2 separate regions of the Homo sapiens genome follow, and region 1 is linked to region 2. Evidence: chromatin contacts called from ENCODE Hi-C or POLR2A ChIA-PET data. All regions are on one chromosome and are shown on one strand. The core of a region is the stretch at or near the end of the contact, and the rest is flanking DNA. Distances in the headings are between cores, read along the strand shown.

Region 1 (6,910 bases), core at 1,153-3,652, 220 kb before region 2:
GTACCTATAAGACCCACACAAATATGCCCAACTGATATTGGACAAAAGAGCAAAGCGTCTCAATGAAGGAAGAGCAGCCTCTTCAACAAACGACGCGGGAGTCATTGCACATCCATAGGCAATAAATAAATAAATAAACCTCGACCCCGTAAAACTTTTAGGAAAATAACAGGAGAAAACCTTCAGGATCGGCCGGGCGCGGTGGCTCACGCCTGTAATCCCAGCACTTTGGGAGGCTGAGGTGGGCAGATCACGAGGTCAGGAGATCAAGATCATCCTGGCTAACACAGTGAAACCCCGTCTCTACTAAAAATACAAAAAATTAGCCGGGCGTGGTGGTGGGCGCCTGTAGTCCCAGCTACTCGGGAGGCTGAGGCAGGAGAATGGCGTGAATCTGGGAGGCGGAGTTTGCAGTGAGCCGAGATCGCGCCCCTGCACTCCAACCTGGGCGACAGAGCGAAACTCTGTCTCAAAAACAAAAAAAAAGAAAAAAACTTTCAGGATCTAGGACTAGGTCAGGAGTTCTTGAGCTTGACATGAAAAGTATGATTCATAAAAGGCACAACTCATAACCTGGACTTCATCAACATTAAAGTCTTTTGCTTTGTGCAAGATCCTGTTAAGAGGATGAAAAAAAGAACTACAGACTGGGAGAAATATTTGCAATCCTCATATCTAGCAAAGGACTAGTTTCTAGAGTGTATAATCAACTCTCAAAACTCAGTAGTCAACAAACAAAAAATGGATTAGACGATGTCTCTTTGTCTCTTTGGGTATCTGTCTTCATTGCAGTGAATCGTTTGTATACATTGTTTTATTACAGTCACAAAAGAAATCATGTATTAACAGGAATAAAAAAGCAGGTTGTTACCTGTCACTAGAACAATATTATCGCTTCTGGTTGCCACAATAAATCATATTATGACTTTTTCCAAAATCCTCCAACCAAAGGTTGTCCCCATAAGCCTTTCGATATATATTATTAAGATATAAGAAGATGCTTAAGAGACAAAGAGATCTTCCGCCAAAGAATCAGATACCTGGATGGCAAATAAACACACAAAACGATATTCGACATCACGAGCCATTAGGGAAATGCTGATTAAAACCACAATGAGATGTCACTACACACCCATCAGGATGCTTAAAAAAAATAATAGTGACAACCTCAAATACTGATGAGGATGTGGAGAAACAAGGCACTCGTAAATTTCTGGTGGGAGTGTAAAACGGCCCAGCCACTCTATGCAACAGTTTAGCAATTGCTTTAAAAACTAAGCACATAGGCCGGGAACGGTGGCTCACGCTTGCAATCCCAGCACTTTGGGAGGCCGAGGCGGGAGGATTGCTTGAGCCCAGGAGTTCGAGACCAGCCTGAGCAACATGGCAAAAACCCTGTCTCTATTTTTACTAGATAAAAAACGTATTTTAAAAAACTAATCACACAATCAATCCACATATGACTCGGCAAGTGCATTTGTGGGAATTTATCCTAGAGAAACGAAAACTTAGGTTCCAACAAAACCCCACACATGAATGTTCCTAGTAGCTTTATTCACAGTCGCCCCTGAATGGGAAGCCATGGTTCATGTCCATCAGTCCGTGAGCGCGTGGACCGTGGGGTGCTGCTACTCAGCAGTAGAAAGGAACAAGTTCTTGACACACAGGACAGCTTGGATAGAGCTTCACAGGATGATGCTGAACCAAAAAAAGTCCATCTCAAAGCTGACATCATGCAGGGTTCCAGTTACGTAAAATTCTTACAGAGGAGTGGTTGCCCTGTGCCAGGGCAGCGTGGAGGAACCCTGCGGTGGGGGAGTGGTTCTGCGTCTAGCTAGTGGTAGTAGTTGCCGGAAGCTACATGTATCCCAGTGGCACAGGATTCTAAACACACAAGCACAGATGGGTGCCTGTAATACCCGTGAGACCTGTGGACTGTACCAACCTCAATTTCCTGGTTTGGAGAGTGTACTATGCTTCTATGCAGGATGTCACCATGGGGGGAAGTGGGTGAAGGGTGTATAGGGCCTCCCGGTACTTTTTTTTTTTTTGCAACTTCCTGTAGTTACTTCGAAATAAAAACTTTTAAACGTGGCTAATGGAAAATTTTAAATCACAGAGGTGGCTCACGTTACATTTCTATTGGGCACTGTTAGCCTAAACCGGGGGATCCACAAACCATGGCCCGAGGGCCAAATTGAGGCTGCCCTCTGCCTCTGTACAGCCCATGAACGAAGACTTTTTTAAATGAATAGACTTTCTTTTTTAGAGCGATTTTAGGTTCACAGAAAAACTGAGCAGAGTACAGCGAGTTTCCCCTCAATGTACACACTTTCCCATACCATTAATGTCTTGCATTTGCGTGGTACATTTGCTGTAACTGATGAGCCAATATTGATACATTATCAGTAATAACTGACGTTCAGGGCTTCTACTAGGTTCACTCTTGGTGTTGTACAGTCTATGGGGTTTCAGAGACACAGTGGCAGGCGTCCATCATTGCAGCCTCACACAGAATAGTGTCACTGCAGCCGGGCGCGGTGGCTCACGCCTGTAATCCCAGCACTGTGGGAGGCCAAGGAGGGTGCATCACCTGAGGTCAGGAGTTCAAGATCAGCCTGGCCAACGTGGTGAAACCCCGTCTCTACTGAAAATACAAAAATTAGCTGGGTGTGGTGGCGGGAGCCTGGAATCCCAGCTACTCAAGAGGCTGAGGCAGGAAAATCGCTTGAACCCAGGAGGTGGAGGTTGCAGTGAGCTAAGATTGTGCCATTGCACTTCAGCTTGGGCACAAAGAGCAAAACTCTGTCTCAAAAAAAAAAAAAAAAAAAAAAGACAAGAAAAGAAAAGGAAAAAGAATAGTGTCGCTGCCTTTGGAATCCAGTATCTGCCCATTTATCTTTTTCTCCTCTTGAGCCCCCAGCAGGTGTTGATCTGTTTACTGTCTTCACAATTTTGCCTTTTCCAGAATGTCCTAGAGCTGGAATCATGCAGCTTGCAGCCTTTTCAGACTGGTGTTTTTTGTTTTTTTTGAGATAGGGTCTCACTCTGTGACCCAGGTTGGAGGGCAGTGGTGCAATCTAAGCTCACTGCAACCTCCGCATTCTGGGCTCAAGCAATCCTCCTGCCTCAGCCCCCCAAGTAGCTGGGACTACATGTGTGAGCCACCATGCCCGGCTAATTTTTGTATTATTATTATAATTTTTTTTTTTTTTTTTTGTAGAGACAAGGTTTCACCATGTTGCCCAGGCTGGTCTCCTGAGCTCAAGTGATCACCCACCTCGGCCTCCCAAAGCGCTGGGATTACAGGTGTGAGCCACCGCACCCGGCCCAGATTGGCTTCTTCCACGTAGCAATGTACATTTCAGCATCCTCCACATCTGCTCAAGGCTTGACAGCTCATTTCCTTTTATCCATAAACAATATTCCCTTGCAGGGAAGCGCCACCGTTCGCACATCCACCCACCACCACAGGGTATCCTGACTGCTTCCACCGCGCCCGTATGAATGAAGTGGTTACAAACACCTGCGTGCAGGTTTCATGTGAAGGATGGTTTTGAACATTTTTAAATGTTGAAAAAAATCCAGAGGAGAATATTTCACAACACATGAAAATTATATGAAATTCCACTTTCAGTATCCTTAATAAAACGTGAATGGGGCTGGGCGCGGTGGCTCACGCCTGTAACCCCAGCACTCTGGGAGGCCGAGGCGGGGGGATTACCTGAGGTCAGGAATTTGAGACCAGCCCGGCCAACACGGCGAAACCCCATCTCTAGTAAAAATACAAAAATTAGCCGTGTGTGGTGGTGGGCACCTGTAGTCCCAGCTACTCGGGAGGCTGAGGCAGGAGAATTGCTTTAACTCAGGAGGTGGAGGTTGCAGTGAGCCAAGATCACACCACTGCACTCCAGCCTGGGCGAGAGAGTGAGACACTGTCTCAAAAAAAAAAAAAATTAATGGAACACAGCCATGCCAATTAACATACATTGTGTGGTGGCTTCCATGCTACAAGGGCAGAATTGAAAAGCTGCAGCCAAAACCATCTGGCCCCCAAAGCAGAAAATACTTGCTGTCTGGCCCACCTGCCAACCCCTGGAATAGACAATTACAATTCCCAACTTTGAAAGTCCAGGAAGAAAACCAACCAAAATGATAACGGCAACACCAGAGGGATCAAAGATCACAAATATTTCCCTTCTGCCTTTCCCCCAAATTTCTTTTTTTTTTTTTTTTTTTTTTTTTTTGAGATGGAGTCTCACTCTGTTGCCCAGGCTGGAGTGCAGTGGCGTGATCTCGGCTCACTGCAACCTCCGCTTCCTGGGTTCAAGTGATTCTCCTGCCTCAGCCTCCCGAGTAGCTGGAATTACAGGCATCCACCACCACGCCTGGCTAATTTTAGTACTTTTTAGTAGAGACGGGGTTTCACTATGTTGGCCAGGCTGGTCTCGAACTCCTGACCTCAGGTGATCCGCCCGCCTTGGGCTCTCAAAGTGCTGGGATTACAGACCTGAGCCACCAGGCCTGGCCACCCTCGAATTTCTAAAATGAACACAATCTCTTTTGTCTCTTTGGAAGCCCATTTCTATAGTGTCTTTGCCGGGGCCCCAGCAACCTGTCTGGGACTCCTGACCAGACTCACTCGCTCAGCTCTAGGGGTCGACGAGGCTGGGCCATGAGGAGCAACTGACATGACAGAAACAAGGAGTTTCTCAGGGCCCTGATTGTGTTTGGTTTTTTGCTTTTTGTTTTTAACCAGAGTCACTGCTCAGCCATCACTTGTGCTGAAGGCTTGAGCTCTGCGTCACCCTTTCCTAAAACGGGGTGATGACCACACTGATGTCGGGAGCTGTTTCTGGGATTCAGGTTGGCACCCATAGAGCATATGCCGCGGTGAACAGTGCTCCCCCAAGATTCATGTCCACACAGAAGCTCCCAATGTGACCTTATTCAGAAATAGGGTCTCAGCAGATGTCACCAAGCTAAGATGAGGTCACCCTAGATTTGAGTAGGCCCTATCTAATGACTGGCATCCGTATGAGAAGAAGAGAGGGCACACAAAGGGACACACCCTGTCCATGTGGCAACAGAGGCAGGGGTCGGAATGATGTGGCCACAAGCCAAGGAATGCCTGCAGCCACTCAAACCGGAAGAGACCAGGAAGGACCCTCCCCTAGACCTTCCAGAGGGAGCGTGGCTCTGCAGACACCTTGATTTTGGACCTCTGGCTCCAGGACTGTGAGAGAATACATTTCTCTTGTTTCAAGCACCCGGTTTGTGGTCCTTTGTCACAGCAGCCCCAGGACACTGATACGAGCACGTCCAACGGGGCTGGCAACTCAGTCAGGTACACAGTGATGATGACTGTCTATCTGCCCTGTACTGAGCCCTCTGTGCAGAGCTTTACACGCACGGCCTTCCTGAACCCCCACAATGCCCCCACTTCACAGAGGAGTAAACTGAGGTACAGAGTGGTTCAACACCGTCCAAGGCCACCCCCTGCGGGTCTTGAGTGGAGCTTGGATTCACAGCTGGGTCTCTGACCAAAGCTCACTTACAGGCCTCACCCAACCAAGCCCGCCAGCCCCTTCTCTGCCTAGACATCATGTGTGAGCCAAACAGCCATGCCACAGTTGCACACCAGAGGGCTGGGCACGGTGGCATCCCAGTCGAATTCTTTGGCAGCCCCTCCAAGCTCCCAGAGCTGAGGGGCAGCCAGGGAGGGGACCAGTGCTCGGCTGGGCGCCTGCTTGGCTTCTCCGCCTGACAGTGAGACTGCTGGGGCGAGGCTATGTCCTGTGGCCATTTCTAGACTGACTATGGCCACATGCCAGTTCATGGGGCTCTGACCAGCCAGCTGCCCTTCCCGTAACAGCTTCCCTCAGACCCCTGGCATCGGCCACTCTCTGGGTGCAGGCGGAGCAGCTGGTGGTGGCCACCTTGGCTTGGGCAGGGGGGAGTCTGGGGGAGGGAGGAACGCCACACAGAGCCTGCCAAGTGCTACAGAAACAAGACGAGATTAGTCTGAACGACACACAGAACAGATTGCAGGGTGTCGGGCAATGGGATGTTTTAAAGAAATAAATCTCAGCTCCCGGTTACAGAAGCACAAACAAACCCAAACAACAGACCTTCAGGAGCTGCTGGCTTCCCGGCTGCCAGGCTGCGCTGGGCCCGGAGGGGTGGGCGGGGGTTCCTGGAGCATCCTCAGGGGGCGGCGGGCGCTCTCGGGGTATCCCCGGGCGCCCTGGTTGGCCCACGACCGGGATCAGGGGTTTGATCCTGAAATTTGGGAGGAATGGAGGATGCAGCCCTCCCAGCTCCTGGCCATCCCACCTCCGAGGTCTCTCTGGGACCCAGTTGTCCCTCCCCTGGGTGGCGGCAGCTCCTGGATATCTGTGCTGCACCTGCCCCTGGTCCCTGCTGCTGCTGGAGTGGCCCCTAAGACACGCACGGCCCACCCTCCCCACTCACCCCTTGCCCCCTTCCCTGCTGTCTCTTGCCCTGGACCCTCTCACATGCCCTTCCCTCCACCCCCCGCCTCCTGCTCCCTTCCTCATCCCCTGCTTTGTGTCCCCGTCTCCTGCTCCAGGCTCTGATTTGCTGGGCAGCTGCTGCGCCCCGGAACAAAGACGGGAAGGGCAAAGTGTGTCCTGATTCGTGTGCCACCGCTCACTTCTTCGCCCACCTCCAGGAGTTTCTAATCCTCCTCGGGCTTGCCTGGAGGGTTGGGCAGAAAAGGAACGGCAGGAAACGCAGAAGGGATCCGGAACGAGCAGAGCTTTGTGAGTCCAGGGCGACACCCCCAGGGCCTTCCGTGGGAGCTCCTGCAAGGATGCTTCCCAGCACTGGGTCCTGGCCCACCAAGCGCACTGGCTCTAGCTCATTCTCAGAGACTGGACTCTTCCCC
Region 2 (6,362 bases), core at 170-2,669:
ACCCGGGAGGCCAAGGCAGGAAGATTGCTTGAGCCCAGGAGTTCGAGACCAGTCTGGGCAACACAGTGAGACCTTGTCTCTACAAAAAATACAAAAATTAGCCAGGCATGGTGATGTGCACTTGAGGTCCCAGCTACTTGGGAGGCTGAGGCAGGAGGATCGCTTGAGCCTGGGAGATTGAGGCTGCAGTGAGCTGTGATTGTGCTACTGTGCTCCAGCCTGGGTGACAGAGTGAGACCCTGTCTCACAAAAAAAAAAAAAAAAAAAAAAAAAGGAAAGAAAGGAAAAAGAAAGGAAAAGGAAGTGAGACCACCCCCATCCGCTTGTCATGTGAGGAAACAGTGAGAGGGTGACCACCTGTAAGCCGAAAGTGGACCCTCACTGGAACCCAACCAAGCTGGCACCCTGACCTTGGATTTTCAGCCCACAGAACTGTGAGAAATACATTTCTGTTTAAGCCGATCCATGGCAGTCCGTGCTAAGAAAGGCCCTAGCCCAGGGGCCGCATAGCCTGGACTCTGACAGCCTCCTGTAGGAATTCTGATCCGCAGGTGAGGGTCCATGCAGATTCTCTGCTGTGTTTCTGGGAGGCGAGGAGTTGGCAGGAGAGCTGTTTATGTTACAGTGAGCCGAACCCCCGCCCAGAGACCACAAAATTAATCAGAAAGAGGGCAACTGGCAGGGCGCCAGACCTCAGAAGGGGAAAGAATCGCAGGCCTTGGGTTTGGCCTTGTCACTTGTCATGAGCCAGAGCCTTGATTACCTAAACCGGAAGTCTTGTGAGCAGCACGGTGCTTGCTCTGGAGGAACCTGGGGTTTCTGAGAGGGACTGGGGTTGGGGGAGACGGTGGTGGGTGGGTGGTGGAGGGCTGTGCCCTTGGGATAAGGGAAAAGACAGCTGAGACACAGGCTCTGGGGTCGGAAATGAGAGCCAGGAGGGCACCCTGTCTGCAGTCTCTGGGGACCGGAGCACCAGCCCCTCCTCTGGGATCCCCTCCCAAGAGGGATTTGAGATCCGTGGACCCCTGAGCCCTGGCTGGGCAGGGTCAGAGGAGGGTGGGACAGGCGGCACGAGGTAAGTGTAGGGGTGCTGGATGCTGGGGCTCACTCCTCCAGCCTTTGCTGCCCTCTCTGGGGAGACACCCGTGAAGAGTCTGGGGGCGGCACAGAGAGGAGGACGAGAGGGAATGGCAGCGGGGGATACAAGGGCAGGGCACACTAGGGTCAGCATTGACCACGGGTGGGGAGGAGGCCAGTGGCCACTTCCCCGGGCCACCGCAGGTGGGCGTGGGGGGGCGGCGCCGGCACTCACCGAGGAGCAGCAGTGCGTTCCGGGGACGCGCCCGGCAGAGCCCCAGGACTAGCAGCAGCGCGCAGCAGGCGGGCACGGGGCAGCTCATGGCGGCGGCGGCTCGGACTCGGGATCGGGATCCGGCTCCGGCTCTCTGGTCTCCCGCTCGGCCCCGCCCCCTGCCCCGACCCCGGTCACGTGCGCGCCAGACCCCGCCCCGGCCTGTCCCCGGCGATTCCTGCGGACCCAGCTGCGGCGACGCCAGGAGACCCCAAGCTGCATCGCCGAGTGGGTGAGTCCGTGGCCCGCGAGGGCGGCGAGCGGGGACCAGGGGCAGGGGGAGCGGACAGTGGCCGGGGTCGCCGGGGGCAGCCGACGCGGGGGCCAGCGCGGAGTCCTGAAGTGCGGGGGCCTCCCGTGGGGACCACTCCCCCGCCGCGTCCCTACCCGGGTCCCCGCGGCCCTCGGCCTTGCTCGGGGCCAAGGGACCGCGGACGGTCAGGTGGCGCAGGGTCTCCTCCGGAGACCCCAGGATCCGGAGCCAGCGGCCTTGTGGGCGGGGCCGGGGGCCGGGGAGTGGATTTTGCCCGGAGCGGAGCGGCCGGGGGCGTGGGGGGCTGGGGGTGAGGGTGGCGGCTCTGCGCGCGGGCGCCGGGGCCCTGGAAGATGCTGCGCACCTGAATTAACCGGGCGCCTCTGATGTCCTCCCAGAAGCAACTAGAACTCCAGGGCTGTGAAAGCCACAGGTGGGGGCTGAGCGAGGCGTGGCCTCAGGAGCGGAGGACCCCCCCACTCTCCCTCGAGCGCCGCAGTCCACCGTAGCGGGTGGAGCCCGCCTTGGTGCGCAGTTGGAAAACCTCGGAGCCCCGCTGGATCTCCTGGCTGCCACCCGCACCCCCCGCCAGCCTACGGTGCGCCCGCGGGCCCAGCTTCTCTCTGCGCTGCTCCCCGTTAAATTCCCTGGGGAGACGGAAAAAAAGGCAAAGGAAGTCGGTTCTCCAGGGGCCAGAAGTGTTGAGCCTAATTAGTCTTCAGACTTCTCAATGAGGAATCGCTTATCAGTTTCTTATCTGGGAGAGTTGAGGATGGAGGGACAGAAGGCACCCAGGATTTGCACGGGGGGGATTCAGGGAGAGAGGGTGATGAGGGACGGGGTGGGCCTTCCAGTCTTGGCCCAGTCCCCATCTTGCACACATTGTTGGCTTCCTCTTAGAGCCGTTCGCCCCCCTGGGGAGGGGAGACCCATAGTGACCTCTCCTGACACCCGCCGACCCTGACCAGTGTTGCCGGGTTCTTCAAAGGCCACGCTCTGACTGCTGGTCTGTGTCACCTGCACCCCCCAGCCCCACCGTAGAGATGCCTTCTTCGGTGACGGCGCTGGGTCAGGCCAGGTCCTCTGGCCCCGGGATGGCCCCGAGCGCCTGCTGCTGCTCCCCTGCGGCCCTGCAGAGGAGGCTGCCCATCCTGGCGTGGCTGCCCAGCTACTCCCTGCAGTGGCTGAAGATGGATTTCGTCGCCGGCCTCTCAGTTGGCCTCACTGCCATTCCCCAGGCGCTGGCCTATGCTGAAGTGGCTGGACTCCCGCCCCAGGTGAGGCGTCTGACCCTGCTGCCAGCCATATCTCAGAAACAGTGCAGAATACACAGTATCAATCCCAGACACCATCAGCGATTCCAGGTTTCCAGCCCCTGGGCCCCAAGGAACCTTTGGTTTACAGTGTGTGACGCAGATTGTCTCTGGGCCGACCCAGGCTCCTATGCCTGTTTGGCACACACAGACACTGAGCTGGTTATGGAGGGGCCAGCGAGATGACTCATGGAGGCCTCAGGAGTTCAAGACCAGCCCGACCAAAATGGTGAAACCCCGTCTCCACTAAAAATACAAAAATTAGGCTGGGTGCGGTGGCTCAAGCCTGTAATCCCAGCACTTTGGGAGGCCGAGGCAGGCGGATCGCAAGGTCAGGAGATGGAGACCATCCTGGCTAACAGGGTGAAACCCCGTCTCTACTAAAAATACAAAAAATTAGCCAGGTGTGGTGGCGGGTGCCTGTAGTCCCAGCTACCTGGGAGGCTGAGGCAGGAGAATGGCGTGAACCCGGGAGGCGGAGCTTGCAGTGAGCCGAGACTGTGCCACTGCCCTCCAGCCTGGGCGACAGAGCGAGACTCCATCTCAAAAAAAAAAAAAAAGAATGCTTCCTCAGACTTGGACACAGCACACGGGCCTGCACCGACCCCTCTGCCTGGCTGTCTGCACCCTGAGGCCCCAGTTGAGTGCTGCTAAAAAAGTGGCCTCCTGATCACTGCAGGTCCACCCACAGGGCAGGGCGGTGCACCTTTAACCTGGGCCTGGACACAGCTGACACCCACACATCCCGAGCTTGGACACGCACACTAGGGAGCTGGTGGATGGGCCTCGGCCTCCTGAGTGCTCACCACCCTCTCTCCCCACAGTATGGCCTCTACTCTGCCTTCATGGGCTGCTTCGTGTATTTCTTCCTGGGCACCTCCCGGGATGTGACTCTGGGCCCCACCGCCATTATGTCCCTCCTGGTCTCCTTCTACACCTTCCATGAGCCCGCCTACGCTGTGCTGCTGGCCTTCCTGTCCGGCTGCATCCAGCTGGCCATGGGGGTCCTGCGTTTGGGTGAGGCTCTACCTTCTTGCCAAGGGGATGCCCTCGACCTCAGCATTTGCTTGTTTGCATTTCAAGTCTATCCCCGTGTGCGTGTGTGTGCGTGTTGGGGTGTGGGTATGTATGTGTGTGTGTGTAGGTGGGTGGGTGGTGGAGGGGGTGGGGCACTTGGCTCTTAGTCTACTCTTTTCTGCTTAGAGGCCAGGACACTTGGAGAAGTGCCTGTGGCCTCAGACCCCAGTCTCCCTTTTCTGCTCTCCAAAAACAGCCAAACAGGGTGTGTTACCCCCAGTCCTTAGCTGCGGTATCTGCTCCCCAATCCCACCCATTGCCACCTTCCCCAGCTCACATCTCCCCTCATCCTCTGGGACTGGGTGGAGCCGGGACCAGCTCGATGTCCCCTCTTGGCTGGCCAGGGTTCCTGCTGGACTTCATTTCCTACCCCGTCATTAAAGGCTTCACCTCTGCTGCTGCCGTCACCATCGGCTTTGGACAGATCAAGGTAGGCACGGCGCCCACCCAGGGCACTGCTCTTTGGCCACTGCTCGTTGGCACAGGGATGGCGGGAGCAGGACTGAGGCCAGTCCTGATCCCTGTGGCCAGTGGACGTCTTGCTGTTTCAGATTGTCTTCCATGGGTCAAGAAGCACGCGGTGCTCTCATGGGTCCCCTGTTAATAAAATGACCCTCCTGGGAGGGATGTCACGTGATGGTTGGATTTCACAGCGGGTAACTTGGGGGCCGGTAATTCCATCCCCCTGCTCTTGCCCGAGTTTCCGTGCCAGTGTGCTTGGCTGGCTCTGTGACGTGGCTCTGTTCTCCCTGCACTGGGCACACCCAGCAGGCCCCACCAGTCATGAGCATGCTGCTAGAATTTCTATAGGCAAATTATTTCCCCATGCCAATTTAGTTAGATGGTTTTGTTTTGTGCTTTTTTTTCTGGTTTCTGTTTAATATTTTTTAAATGCCATGCCTTTTATATTTTCTTTTAAAACATTTATAATAAGTACTAAAATCAGTCATCAGCTGAGGGTGTAATTTATTCTGTTTTTGCTGGGTTGTAAGTTCCTCGAGGGTAGGAACTGTCCTTCTCCCAGCCATGGCCGCCCAGCATTGGGCTGGTGCAGTAGGGGGGTGCTCAGTGGGGTGTGTGTGGAGTGAAGTGAGCCCAATTCCACAGATGGGACCATGCGGCCCTCATGGCAGACTAGGGTCACATGCTGCCTCCTGACCCTGTGTCACTGCAGGTCATCTTCCCCAAGCCAGGCCCTGTTCCAGGCTGGCCTGAGACAGTCTTCCCTGATGGAGGTACCATGAGAAGACCAAGGACAGGAGAGTGTGTGTGAGAGTGTGTATGAGTGTGTGTGAGTGTGTGAATGAGTGAGTGTGTGAGAGTGTGAGTGGGTTTGAGGGAGTGTGTGAGTGTGTGCGTGTGTGAGTGAGTGCGTGTGTGAGTGAGTGTGCGTGTGTGTGTGAGAGAGTGTGAGTGTGTATGAGTGAGAGTGTGAGAGTGGGTGTGGGTGTGAGGGAGTGTGAGTGCGCGCGCGCGTGTGTGAGTGTATGAGTGTGAGAGTGAGTGTGAGTGAGTGAGAGTGGGTGTGGGTGTGAGAGTGTGAGTGTGAGAGTGTGAGTGTGTGAGTGTGAGAATAAAGTAGACACTTTTTGCACTCTTGCTACGTGCGAGGCACTGGGCAGGACACTCTCCATGTGTAATTCTCAACACACCCCGGGAGGTAGATTTATCATTATTTCCATTTGAGAGAGGAGGGACCAACTTAGGTGTGGGTGAGCGTGATTTGTACGTTATCTACACGCATCTCTCAGGGTTAGCTTGGCAAATGCTGTTTCAGGGCATGGTTGGTTCTTTAATCTGGAAACATCATTTTTGGTGTCAAGAATGTTCTTTTGTAGGATCCCAGTGAGAGTGGAGAGCGGAGAGTGGAGAGTGGAAGGCATCCCTTGTTCATGCCTTCATACTTGGCAACCCTAGCCCCGCCCAGGGACTCTGCAGCCATCTGGGGGGAGGGGCGTCCTCCTGACAGGCCCAGGACAGAAGACCCTACCCCAACAGTCCCAGAGTCCGCCCCCCAGGATGTCCTAACCCCACCCACCCTGTGCGCAGCAGTTTTAGGGCAGGGTCCTTGAGCCTGTGGCCATGGGATCCAGGGCCTCAACTTTCCCCTCTGACTCCTGTTGGGTCTCAGGCGATGTAAAGAACTAAAGTGCAAGCTGTGCCTGCACTGTGGATCCCAGCTACGTGGGAGGCCGAGGTGGGAGGATCACTGGAGCCCAGGAGTTCGAATCCAGCCTGGGCCACAGAGCAAGCAAGACCCCCACCCCCCAACCCCCCGCCGCTCTCTAAAGAAAAAAAAACTAAACTAAAACACAGGATAGAGTGCCTTCTCCTGCCCAGGACCTCAGAGCTGGTATCGTGGTGGGAG

Evidence for each region. A loop is a pair of places that touch in the nucleus more often than their neighbours do. ChIA-PET counts read pairs that join two places held with the same protein, here RNA polymerase II (POLR2A). Pooled maps may share reads with other maps.
Region 1: a loop to region 2 is called in a map of prostate gland, with 2.7 times the contacts of the local background. The contact joins the enhancer-like site here to the promoter of SGSH in region 2. A Hi-C loop is called at or near these places in 1 of 168 maps with a recorded cell type or tissue (prostate gland) and 10 of 50 pooled maps. POLR2A ChIA-PET finds 5 or more read pairs at or near these places in 3 of 52 experiments (H1, WTC11 and activated CD4-positive, alpha-beta T cell).

Annotation. Positions count from the first base shown.
Region 1 is chr17:79,995,314-80,002,223 of GRCh38, forward strand. The region is part of intron 3 of TBC1D16 (TBC1 domain family member 16); the gene reads right to left. Among named protein-coding and RNA genes, the nearest start is that of TBC1D16, 37 kb to the right of the region's middle. RefSeq lists an enhancer at 6,706-6,910. Within about 2 kb of position 2,403, at least 11 of the 41 ENCODE cell types and tissues checked have a DNase peak (open chromatin) inside an H3K27ac peak, as active enhancers do.
Region 2 is chr17:80,218,914-80,225,275 of GRCh38, forward strand. SGSH (N-sulfoglucosamine sulfohydrolase) reads right to left here and starts at 1,420. Exons shown (of 8, transcript NM_000199.5): 1 at 1,313-1,420. The coding sequence starts at 1,400. SLC26A11 (solute carrier family 26 member 11) reads left to right here and starts at 1,514. Exons shown (of 18, transcript NM_001166347.2): 1 at 1,514-1,583; 2 at 2,003-2,202; 3 at 2,635-2,881; 4 at 3,742-3,934; 5 at 4,339-4,424. The coding sequence starts at 2,648. RefSeq lists enhancers at 462-581, 3,239-4,076, 4,077-4,914 and silencers at 1,382-1,651, 1,672-1,741.